Regions from separate parts of the Homo sapiens genome. Here region 2 is linked to region 1. A link is a contact called in ENCODE Hi-C data. All regions are on one chromosome and are shown on one strand. The core of a region is the stretch at or near the end of the contact, and the rest is flanking DNA. Distances in the headings are between cores, read along the strand shown.

Evidence for each region. A loop is a pair of places that touch in the nucleus more often than their neighbours do. Pooled maps may share reads with other maps.
Region 2: a loop to region 1 is called in a pooled map, with 2.3 times the contacts of the local background. The contact joins two enhancer-like sites. A Hi-C loop is called at or near these places in 17 of 37 single-sample maps with no recorded cell type and 14 of 50 pooled maps.

The regions. Positions count from the first base shown.
Region 1 is chr7:47,843,695-47,849,860 of GRCh38, reverse strand. PKD1L1 (polycystin 1 like 1, transient receptor potential channel interacting) reads left to right here. Exons shown (of 57, transcript NM_138295.5): 32 at 2,790-2,982; 33 at 4,783-4,866. Among named protein-coding and RNA genes, the nearest start is that of PKD1L1-AS1, 51 kb to the right of the region's middle. Within about 2 kb of position 3,565, at least 3 of the 41 ENCODE cell types and tissues checked have a DNase peak (open chromatin) inside an H3K27ac peak, as active enhancers do.
Region 2 is chr7:48,107,714-48,113,927 of GRCh38, reverse strand. LOC105375271 (a long non-coding RNA gene) reads left to right here. Exons shown (of 4, transcript XR_927253.3): 2 at 696-836; 3 at 2,015-2,135; 4 at 2,224-2,753. UPP1 (uridine phosphorylase 1) reads right to left here. Exons shown (of 9, transcript NM_003364.4): 9 at 5,192-5,710. The coding sequence ends at 5,571. Among named protein-coding and RNA genes, the nearest start is that of UPP1, 22 kb to the right of the region's middle. Within about 2 kb of position 3,672, at least 2 of the 41 ENCODE cell types and tissues checked have a DNase peak (open chromatin) inside an H3K27ac peak, as active enhancers do.

The DNA of each region.
Region 1 (6,166 bases), core at 2,316-4,815:
CCATTATTTTGTTCCTTCTTATGGCTGAGTAGTATTCCATGGTGCATACATACCATATTTTCTTTATCCACTCGTAGGTTGATGGGCATTTAGGTTGGTTCTGTTGTACTAGTTTACATTCCCACAGGCAGTGTAAAAGTATTCCCTTTTCACCACATACACAACCAAAATCTATTATTTTTTGACTTTTAAAAATTATGGCCATTTTTGCAGGAGTAAGATGGTATCTCATTGTGGTTTTAATTTGCATTTCCCTATTACTTAGTGGTGTTGAGTATTTTTTAGCCATTTACATATCTTCTTTTGAGAATTGTCTGTTCAGGTCCTTGCCCACTTTTTGATGGGGTTATTTGTTTTTTCTTGCGATTTGTTTGAGTTCCTTATGAATTCTGGATACCAGTCCTTTGTCAGATGCATAGTTTGCAAATTTTTTCTCCTACTCTGTTGCTTGTCTGCTTACTCTGCTGATTATTTCTTTTGCTTTGAAGGAGCTTTTTGGTTTAACTAGGTCCTATCTATTTATTTTTGTTTTCATTGCATTTGCTTTTGGGTCTTGGTCATGAATTATTTGCCTAAGCCAATGTCTAGAAGAGTTTTTCTGATGTTATCTTTTAGAATTTTTACAGCTTCAAGTCTTAGATTTAAGTCTTTGATCCAGCTCGAGTTGATTTTTTACATAAAATGAGAGATGAGGATCCAGTTTTATTCTTCTACACGTGGCTAGCCAATTATCCCAGCACCATTTGTTGAATAGGGTGTCCTTTCCTCACTTTATGTTTTTGTTTGCTTTGTCAAAAATCAATTGGCTTTAGGTATTTGGCCTTATTTTTGGGTTCTGCATTCTGTTCCATTGGTCTACATGCCTATTTCTATGCCAGTAGCATGCTGTGTTGGTAACTATAGCCTCGTTGTATAGTTTGAAGTCTGGTAATGTGATGCCTCCAGATTTGTTCCTTTTGCTTAGTATTGCTTTGGCTATGTGATTCCATATGAATTTTAGGATTGTTTTGTCTAGTTCTGTGAAGAACAATGATTATAATTTTTTTTTTCTTTTGAGACTGGAGTTTCACTCTTGTTGCCCAGGCTGGAGTCCAATGGCACGATCTTGGCTCACCACAACCTTCACCTCCTGGGTTCAAGTGATTCTCCTGCCTCAGCCTCCTGAGTAGCTGGGATTACAGGCATGCGCCACCACACCCGGCTAATTTTGTATTTTTAGTAGAGACAGAGTTTCTCCATGTTGGTCAGGCTGGTCTCGAACTCCCGACCTCAGGTGGTCCACCTCAGCCTCCCAAAGTGCTGGGATTACAGGCGTGAGCCACTGCGCCCAGCCTCGATGATTATAATTTTATGGGAATTGTTTTCCTGATGTTTCTTTTTGGGAAAATAAGCCCATGCATACCCACATTATTTCCCCTTATTTCTTACACTCATTTGCATTGTGCTTTTCTTACTTAAATTACATATTTAGAAATCACTCCGTATGTATTTATTCATCGATATCTTTTTTTTTTAACTGCTATGTGCTTCTCCATTGTATAGATGGACCGTAGTTTATTCAGCCAGTCTCCTATGTATTCACATGGAAGACTTGTGCATATACTGTATTACATGTAGGGGGAGGAGTGTATCTTCAAGTTTAATTCCTAGATAGGCTGTTCCTGGGTCGGATGGTAAATGCCTATGTGGTTTTGGTAAGTATTGTCACGTTTACCTCCAGCAGTGTCTGAAGCTGCCTGTTTTCCCACGTCTTTGCCAAAAGGATGTATTTTCAAGCTATTGAGTTTTGCCAGTCTTATAATTGAGAAATGTTCATTTTAATATGCATTTTATATGAATTAAGTTGGGTATTTTTTCATATATTTAAAGCCATTATCCACTTTTTTTCTGTGAATTGTTCATATATGCCCACTTTTGTATTGAGTTTGTTTTTTCTTGATGTTTAAGAGCTCTTTATATGTTAGGGCTATTTTTAAAATAGTAATTTATCCACCATTTCTTGTAAGACTCTTAGATTTTGAACCATCGTTCAAAATTTATTTCTTATGTCCAGATTATAAAAGAAGTCATTCATGTGTTCCTCAGTACTTGTGCAGTTTGTTTTTGTTTTTTCTTTCATATTTAGATATCTGATTTGCTAATGTTTATTATTATTTTTTATAGCATGAGGTGCCCATATTTTTACAAAGGGCTAATGTCTAGTTGTCCCAACACCACTTATTAAAAAGTCTTGGGCAATTTTTAAATAAGTAGAATGTTAAATACTTCTGCTTCTAAATATAAAAAGTAGGCTAAACATAAAAAAAAAATGATAGGCTAAAACTCCATGGGTCATTGTGCTGTCCTTACCAGAATGGGTTTAGACCCTGGGTATACTGAAATTTCGCAGGCTGGCTGACAAACTGGCGAGGAGCAGGAAGTGGGCTTGAATGGCAGCTAAAGAAACTGACTCAACCCTCTTCCATCCCCACTAAGGTCAGGGGGTGTGGCCTGTTCAGGGTGTCAGGGGGCACTTGGAACATACGGGATGCTAGAAACACTGTTTTTCTTCCCAATTCTCTACCATTCCTCAATTCGTATCTGCATCCAGGAGCTTTGACTGGGTGGATTTAATCCAAATTTAAATGCTTCGGGGACAGGAAATGGCTAGAATTTGATGCTGTCTTTCAGTTCTTGCTCATCTGTAGTCCTTGTCCCCACCTATCTGCCTACTCTGTCTGCGTTTGAAATGGAGAATGCCTTTCTGCAAACCTCAGGTTGTACTTTTTATTTATGTTTTCTCTTTTTAGATGCCAGTGTAGGCTATTTATCCTTATTGGATGCTGACTATGACAGAAAACCTCCAAACAGATATTTAGCTAAGGCAGTGAACTATACAGTACATTTCCAGTGGATCCGATGCCTGTTTTGGGACAAGAGAGAGTGGAAATCTGAACGTTTCTCTCCACAACCAGGGACTTCTCCTGAAAAAGTGAACTGCAGGTATAGACACATTTGAGAAAGAATCTGAGATTTTTAGTAAATGACTGCCTTGTCTTCTGCATTTGGCCCAACCCCTAGAGCCTTTCCTGAACCTTGTCCATAAGAAGCTGGAGCTCTCTTGGTTTGTACAACTCTCCAGCCTGTGTCAGTTCTCTCATAGCCAGTTCGTGTGTCAGCCTTGGTTCTCCCACTCTATGGGCTCCCAAGGAGCAAGGGCTGCTTTATAGACTGTCCTCGTATTCCTCCTTCCCGTACCGACTGTCATGGAGGAGGTGTTTAGTAAGTGTCTGTTGAAGACATGAGTCGGTGGATGAGTGATAGATGAACCTGTCAGTTTTCTTATCATAGAAGTGCTGACATCCTTTGAGTACGCAGTTTGTAGTCAGGCAGGTGGGACCCTCAGCTCTCACCATGCCCCCATGTTGCCCTGAGAGTCCCTCATCTTCAGAGGACCCTCCACAGCCTGGTGGTGAAGGTGTGCTTTCTGAGGCAAGAAAAGTCTCTGCGCAAACATGAACAGCCTCCTCAGGAATTTCTGGGCATATGAGTCATGTCACTAAATTAGAAATTGTTTGTCATCTAGCTGACAGACTAACAATTCTATAAGAGGCTCAGATCATTCTTTTTTGTTGCCCTTACCTTTTCATTAGGATAAACAATTATTAGTCATATTTAGAAGCAGAAATAGTCATTTCCTTTTAAAAAACAAATAAGCCATAAGACATTATATTTTGTGATTTCCTGCTAGGAGGCAAATATATCCAGATCATACCGTAGCAGTGCAATTCATAGCCATTTATTGATTTTCTTATGTTACACTCTTAAATTTTTCTAATGCCATTGCTAGGAGCACATCCAAACTTACTGGTAATGGCCCAATATTTTGCTTCCATATTAAATTATTGATAAATGCATTAATGCAATCATTCATTCTCCATTACGTAACTACTCTCTGCTAGGCACTTTTTTATGAGCCAAGGGTACAAAAATGAATAACAGGCCAGGCGTGGTGGCTCATGCCTGTAATCTCAGCTCTTTGGGAGGCTGAGACAGGTGGATCACTTGAGGTTAGGAGTTTGAGACCAGCCTGGCCAACATAGCGAAACCCCATCTCTACTAAAAATACAAAATTAGATGGGCACACACCTGCAATCCCAGTTACTTGGGAGGCTGAGGCACAAGAATCGCTTGAACCTGGGAGGCAGAGGTTGCAGTGAGCTGAAATCACGCCACTGCATTCCAGCCTGGGCAGCAGAACAAGACTCCATCTCAAAAACAAACAAACAAAAAATTTAAAATAAATCAATAACACCTAGGACCTGCTCACAAGATAATGAGGGTGAGATAGACTTTATTTTTAAAAAAGGAGACAGTGTTTACAGTGATTGTCAGGGTAGGATATTTGTAATGCCAGGAACTGGTGCTTAGGCAGAGGAGTTGGCCAGAGCTTGACCAGCAGCACAGCTAGGCTGTGACTGGGACCCGAGAGCCTCAGGCTGCAGCCATGCTGTGGAGGGCTGTCATGAAGACCGCCATATGCTGTGGAGTCTTGCATCTCAGGACAGCCTCCATGGGAGCCATGTGCCCCAACACGCAGATGTGAAGAACTCTGGCACATCAGAAGTGTCCCTCATTTCTAACTTAGGTGTCAGGTGAATCTTTTAAACTGGGTCTTAGTCATAAAGTTATCATTATTGCACTCTTTCTTCCTTTTCTCATTCCTTTAACCAACATGCCATTACACTGTCAACAGCTGCTCTCTCCACACATTCTGTATCCTCATCCGCATTTCCCTCCTAGCTACCATCGCCTCGCGGCATTCGCTCTCCTAAGGAGAAAGCTGAAGGCCAGTTTTGAAGTGAGTGACATTTCCAAGCTACAGAGGTAAGTTCCATTTCCTACATAAAGACTTCATAGACTTTATTTGTTTTACTGTTCACTCAGGATGCCCACATATAATTCCGGGGGTGCTTGAAATCCATGTTACTTACTATCATTGCATTTTTGAAATGTGCATATTAGTAGATAATTATCTTTAAATATTATATAGTTGAATATATACTTATATATCTTGTCTCTCTATACTTGAATTCACTGATGAGAGATTTGTAAACACAAGAAAGTCAACATACTTTTCATACTTTTAAGTTTAGTTTTAGTTCAGTGTGAATTTGGTCAATTATTATTGATAGGGTTGATATCTACAGTGACAATAATACCTAAAGAGCCTGTCCTGGTTTATGTTTATTGTCACAGCCTAATTATTAATAGCTCCCTCTTTCTCTCTCTGGAGTATCCCATTTTAGATAATAGATTTAAAATGTACACTATTTTTATAGCCACTTTTATATGAAATGGTTATATTTAGACTCTGAGATATGAGTAAAGTGAATGTAAGCTGATATGGACAGGAACCTTCCCTGTCTTATTCATCAGTGTCACCCTACATTTAATACAATGCTTAGAGTAAATATTTGCTGAATGAATATCTAGGGCAGAGTCTGCATTTTCTGGGGTGTTGAGTGTTAAATTTTTTTCTCCTTATATTCATATAGTAAGAAACTCTACCTTACTTTATTATTTCATCAATCGTATTACTTTATAGACTAGTTGGTGGACCAGATAATTAGTAAATAAGATATGAATTGCTAATGCAACAGATGTTGGGTGCAGAACAGGTCACTGGCCATTCAGTGATCAGGGCTCAGAAGACAGCAGCCTCAACCATGGTGTCTGCGGCATTGATACCACTGGGGCTGGGGCAAACCATGGGGGAAGCAGCCCTGGAAGATGTCCAGAGAGAGGCAACACCTGAAGTTCTACAGGGGCTATCTGGCCAGAATCCGAAAGGTTTCAGAGTATTGTCCAGGTGGAAGGATGTGAGCACCCTGCAGAGCTCGTGGGGCAGAGCTCTGAACAGGCTCTATCTTGGTGGGAAAAAAGAGGGCAGGTGAGAAACCAAGAGCAGAGCCCAATCCTCAGATTAAATCAAAGAGCAGAATGCTAGGGGATGGGGCGGGCAACATCCCCGTGTGACATAGACCCTGGTGCCCACCCTCTGAGATCCCATCACAAATCTGTAAGACTCCAGTTAGGTTAGAGTCCCTGCACAGCAGCTTGATATGAATGTCATTCTACGGAACTGTGGGCATTCAGTGATCTCACCCCAGCCAGTGTTGGTGCC
Region 2 (6,214 bases), core at 2,423-4,922, 260 kb before region 1:
CCAGCCTGGCCCACGTGGCCAAACCTCATCTCTACTAAAATTACAAAAATTAGCCTGGCGTGGTGGTACATGACTGTAGTCCCAGCTCTCAGGAGGTTGAGGCAGGAGAATAGCTTGAACCTGGGAGGCAGAATTTGCACTGAGCTGAGATAGCACCACTGCACTCTAGCCTGGATGACAGAATAAGACTGTCTCAAAAAAAAAAAAAGTATTTTCCATGTGTAAGGATAAAATGATGAACCTTTCTTGTGGGAGGTAGTTGCTTCCCTCCTCCCTCCTTAGAGTGCCTCCAGAATCAGCCGGGTGAGAGATTTTGATTTTATAAAGCAAGGTCTAGGGCCTTCTGCCCCCTAGAACTGGGAACACATGCACCCAAATAACTCAGGCACCCTCGGGAGGCACGCAGGGACTGTCACAAGATCATCCAGTCACCCTTCAAGGAGATCTGGGGGAAGTTCTCATTTTTCCTCCACTTCACTGTGTAATGTAAGACTCCCTCCACATAGTCCCCTCCCACACGCGTGGAGTCTCAGCACACATAACTGGGGCTTTCTCTCTCCTAGACTGGACATGGAAAGGCCTACCACTGGCGGGTTGGCTTTATTTCCATAACACACATGTTCATTTCATTTCTGTATGGCAGTCATGATTTTACCCTTTTTAAAATTTTCTTCCTACAAAACATTCACTGAAAGAGACCCTAAAGGAGAACTCTTACCAGCCCCCACCCCACCCCACCGCAGCACAGACTACGCTGGGATGCCAAGGACTGACATTCATACCTGTGTTCTCCTCTCCTTGTGAAGTCCAGAGAACTGAGTGCTACTCTTTTCCTAGTAAGTAAACTTCTGCATGGCTGTGCATGTATGACAATGTGTGCATGAATGTGCATGGAAACGCACAGGTGTGTATGTGTGCACATATGTGAATAACACACTGTGGCCGCACAGTCCCAACCCTCACACAGACCTGAGCCCAGGCTGTGTCCTCATCTGGCATTTGGGGATAACACAGATGGGGAGAGGGCCAGGCAGGATCGCTGATGGAAGTTCCACACAAGGGGCCTGACAACGATGGCTCAATACATATTAGCTATTATTAAAAGCTCACATCTGCAGAGCTGATCCTACTCCATGAAAATCGGTCAGAAATCACTCTCCTTCATGTACGTGGTAACTGAAAAACTACTAAGCACCAGCAGAGCAGTACTATTTTCTTATACTAGCACTGCTTCCTTATTTTATAAGTTGAGCCTAATGTCTGGGTGGTGATTAATGAGATGATATTCTACTATTACATACATACCAAGGAGTACTGAAATATGAGTAAGCTGCAATGGAACCCAGAAGCCCTGATGTGAAAGTCATTCCTAACCTAGGAAACAGAACATCTTTGATGTCCTTGGGGGTCCCCCCTCCTCCCAAATGCACCCTGCCTCCCAACAGAGGAAACTCCTGATCTCAATTGGGGTTTCTCAATCCCTGGTGGAGTTTTTTCCCCTAGTCTTACAATGAAATGCACGTAATCCTAAACAACATATTGTTTAGTTTTGTCCATTTTCAAACTTTATATAAATGGAATCATGTTGTAGGTACTATTCTACAATTTGCTTTTTTCACTTAGAATGTTACCTGAGATGGTTCTGTACTGATGGTGAAGGTGTCTGCATTTATTTTCACTGTTTTTCATCATCTGAGCACACCAAACTCATTGCATTTGTTCTCTGGCACATGGATATTTGGGGACTTCTGGCTTTTGTTACCGAGGCCTTTGCAATTATGAACATTCCTGTCCATGTTTCCTGGGCCACATGAGTTCTCTCCATGCAAGCCCAGGAGCAGGAGTGGAATTACCGGATAATACAATATATGATGGACACCTGGCTTTAAAACGTGGCTTAGTGCTAGGCTTAAGGATAAAGGTATAGGAGACGCACAGCTCATGCTCTAACATATTCCACTGTCCCTATTGTCATTTATAAAGACAAACCATCATCTCATTGTTTCTGGTCAAGGTGGCATTGTCACCGCTGTGATGAGACTGGACCGCGAGGAGGCAGCAGGAGGAGCGTGGCCACCTCTGCAATTGACACCAAAGCCCAACCTTTTATGTGAGAGCGTGGCAGGCTTCCTGAGGTAAACTCTTGACTAACTCACTAGTGACGTGCTGATTTTCCAATTTACAAAGGGCTGGATAATTATTAACATTTTTTTTTCACATTAGTGGGAGGCATTCTGAGCATATCACTTAAGGACTGCACTAGAGGAAAACATGGAGTGAACTCGCTGACAACGATTTTTGAAATCCAGGGTAATTAGTTCCATCAGAACAATCCCAATTACATTCCTAATTCTCTCTGCCTTGCTGAAAGCACCGAAAGTGAACCATGTTGGTGTCATTATATTCCTGCTCAGAAGAGTCTTTATCACCAGCGCTGGGAATGGAGGAGGGGTTGAGGAAGGGGCCAGTGCCCAGGTTGTGGGAAGCCCCCACAAGGGGACCAAGCCAATGATACCAGCGTGGCACAAGGGCCTGAAAGTCAAAGAGTGGCCAGTGCGGGGTGAGGAAGGGGACCAAGTTTCTGGTCGTCTCCCGAGGAATTCAAGTAACACTCATGTGAGGACATTTATAACGTCAGCTCCAGAGACATCTTGGTAGCCAAATGAGGAAAGAAAATAACTTTCATCTGAGGAATTTGAGACCTTTCAAATTATTACAGCCAGAGAGACATTAAAATGGGACAATAAGCCAAACACAGTGGCTCACGTCTCTAATCACAATGCTTTGGGAAGCCTAGGTGGGAGGGGCGCTTGAACCTAGGAGGTCAAGACCAGCCCGGGCAACACACAAGACCCCATCTCTGCAAAAAAATACAAAAATTAGCCAGGTTGTGGTGGCGTGCACCTGTATTCCCAGCCACTCAGAAGGATGAGGTGGGAGGATTGCTTGAGCCCAGGAGGTCAAGGCTGCAGTGAGCTGTGATTGCACCACTGCACTCCAGCCTGGGTGACAGAGCAAGACCTTGTCTCAAGAAAAAGACATCAATCACTCCCCCTTTTTAACTATGTATTCATCTCTTGGAACTGCTTGCTATTGCCACAAGTAGCTATAAATTAACTTAATAATGCCACACTGAATACTAGAACCCACACTCTATGGCTTAACAATGTGTAGCCATTGATCAATATCATTTCTGTAAACCAATGAGAATTCCTGGCAGACAGCTGTGTATCAGCCCATTCCCTGTCCCTTTTACCTTTAAAAATCCACTTGTAAGTGCTGCTAATCAGAGTGTTCATTCAGGGGAACTTGAATCTATGTTCTTGGGTTGCAGTCTTCAAGCTTGGACCCAGTTACTTCTCTACTTTTACCAATTTTGCCTCAGCTTCTTCCTTTTAGGCCGACATAAACTAATCCAACAAGTTCATGTTTACTCAATCAGAACAAGATGTGTTGTTCAACCGGCATTTCCTGCGTGTCAGGGGGTATAGAGTTCACCTGTAAGGTCAGGGATGTCGCCCGATTAGATCAACAGAGATCCACCTGGGGGTGGCTGATGTGCACTACCTCACATAGCCAGCAGAGGGCAGTGCAGTGCCAATAGCTGCAGCTTGGCCATTGACACCTGTAGAAAGAATCTCATGTTCAGAAGTCATTTTACCTTCTGCCTTGTCCCGGAGGAGGGTGCTCAGGCCACAGGCTCTGTGACAGCTCCCCCAGCGAGACAGACTTCCAGGCAGTGCAGAGACAAAACACCTCAAAAACAAACTAGCCCTTTTCTTACTAATAGCAGCCTCCTCTTTAGCCTTAAATTCTATTTCTGTGTGGTTTTTTTTCTCTGCTTTATCAAAGATGTCCTCCTAGGAAGTGGCGGGCCCACCTGGCCACACTTGCCTGGGTTGAGGTGTGAAAGAAATTAACCTGCAAGTCCCCTACTGCCTGGGGCAATGGTCCGCACCTGCATCCTCAGCCTGCCCCAGAGCCTGGTGATAAACATCATCTGGTTGGTCAGAGGATAGAAAGGCTATCCCACACTGGGTCCTGCACCCACAGGGGCATGGTGACATCCAGTTGAAGTCTGGGGGCACTTGGTAATTTGGAGACAGATGAGCGCACAATAGTAGCAAGTCCAGCCCCTGCAGCTCGTGCTGGAGTGAGAAGCCAGGAGCAGAGCCTTTAGCATGCTGCCCTGGGTGCACAGATGACTGCACAGCCACATCCCAGGACCCTGAAGTCTCCTTGAGGGTTCCAATTTCTCCTGGACAGCTTCAACAAAGGGACCAAGAAGTGCTGAGGGAGAAATGGAAGGAGACTCACTCTCCACCCTAAGCAAATCTGTATTACAGACCCTAGAGCTTGAGAAGGTGGAAGGGAAGGAAGTTTTTGATTGGGACAAGGATCTCTCTTGCTCTTAGCACTTAGAAGGGCATGTGGGCTCAGTAGATGCTGAATGACCCTCATTTTGGGTTGAATCTCAGAATCACAGGGAAGGCACATTAAAGAGTGCACAGACCACACACATGCACCCACACCAAGGTCCCCACACACCTCCCTGGCCACTCCAAGTCACACAGCAAACTGCTAAGCAGAGCCCCTGAGCATGGGAGTGTCCCTCAGAGCCCACCAGGAAATAAGCCCATCTCAAGGACAGGAAACAATAAATACCAGAAAGTGGCCACACTGATGTGGGGAGAGTTGAGAAGTCAGCCAGGAGCCTGGGCAACCCACAAGCCAGTGAAGACCCAAGACCCAGCTGCCCCTGAGCTGGGGACCTAGGCCTGCCCAAGTAGCTGCTGCCAGACTCACCCGAGACAGACAGAGGGGCCACCCTGGATTCTCCCCTCCACTATAAGGTGCAACCGAGAAGGAAGCTAAGAGACACGGAGTCTAGGAATGTCAGTGTGAGGCCAGGAATGAATGCAAGGCTGACAAGCCATGGACAGAAACAATAGGACAAGCTGTCTTGAGCCCAGGTGTCCCGTTTCCCATCCCTAGGTACTTGGATCAAGACACTAGCATTGTGGACAATGGGTGGGAGGATTACTGTCGTGTGATTAAGCTGGTGTGGATGGTTTTGGGAATGTGTGTGACTATAATTTGGAAACTGTGTATATGCCTGTTTAGGTACGCATTATTTCTCAAACACCCCTGCTGTCTGCTTCATTGGTTTTCAGTCATCTCTCATTGCAAGTGGTGCATGGAATTTTTTTAATGTATCAGGAAATTAGTTTCCTGGCACTATTGTCAGATTTCTTGTTTAGTGACATGAAATCTGACTACCATTAGAATTTTAAAGTCTGAAAAATTTCCCTAGAAATAGTACAAAAATTTGGTAGAATGTTCTTGAAGAAACCCCAAATCAGGCTAACATCATTGAAAATGCTCCAATGAAACTTCAAAAGGAAGAACATCTCCCATGCGGTTAATCCAAGATTCTCTGTCTCTTAATCGCGATCTGATTTTCTAGATTCTTGTGTAAAGTGTGCTCAAAGTCCACACAACAGGGGATTTTGGACAATGCTTTTAATGGCAAGTCATCACAGCAGGTCTGCGGAGGTGCAGGGCAGCGCTCAGGCCTTGCTCAGTTTCTTCTTGATGAAGTAGCTCACCAGCCGCTGCGGCCTCTGCTGGTACTCGCTGAGCACATTGCGAGGGCTGCTGATCTGGTCCCCTTCCAGGCGGTTCAGGAGGGTGACACACACCACGGCCGCTGCAAAGGACAAAGACCACATCAAGGCAAGGTGCCGGGGGTCTAACATTTCACAGGGACGGGATGAAGAACCCACGAGCTCTGAGGAGCAGCCTCTCTGCCTCCTCAGGAAACCAGGCTGCCCATGCAGTCAGGCGGGGCCGGAGGATGGAGTGCGGGAGGGAAAGGCGCTGGTCCAGGGGCTCGGAAGACTCCTCCCTCTCTGACACCACCCTGCCCTGTCCCTCCCTTATTCTCGTGCCTGCTTCCAAAAGGAATTCACCATTCCAGGACCAGCTCAGGGCTGCAAGCACCACCTTGAAAGGCACGTTTTGGCCGAGGTGATAAGGGAATTCTGCAGAGCTGTGAGCTGGCCTTCAAGGGTGGCTAGTACCTTGAGGGTAGATGAACCACAATTCAGAAAGCCAAAGCGCTTTGAAAGCCGAGTTTTTTATAGACCTGGTGGCAGCCTCATGGGGCAGCAAAAGCTTTTTTGTCATTTTTCCTGCACAAGGTCACTGAGAA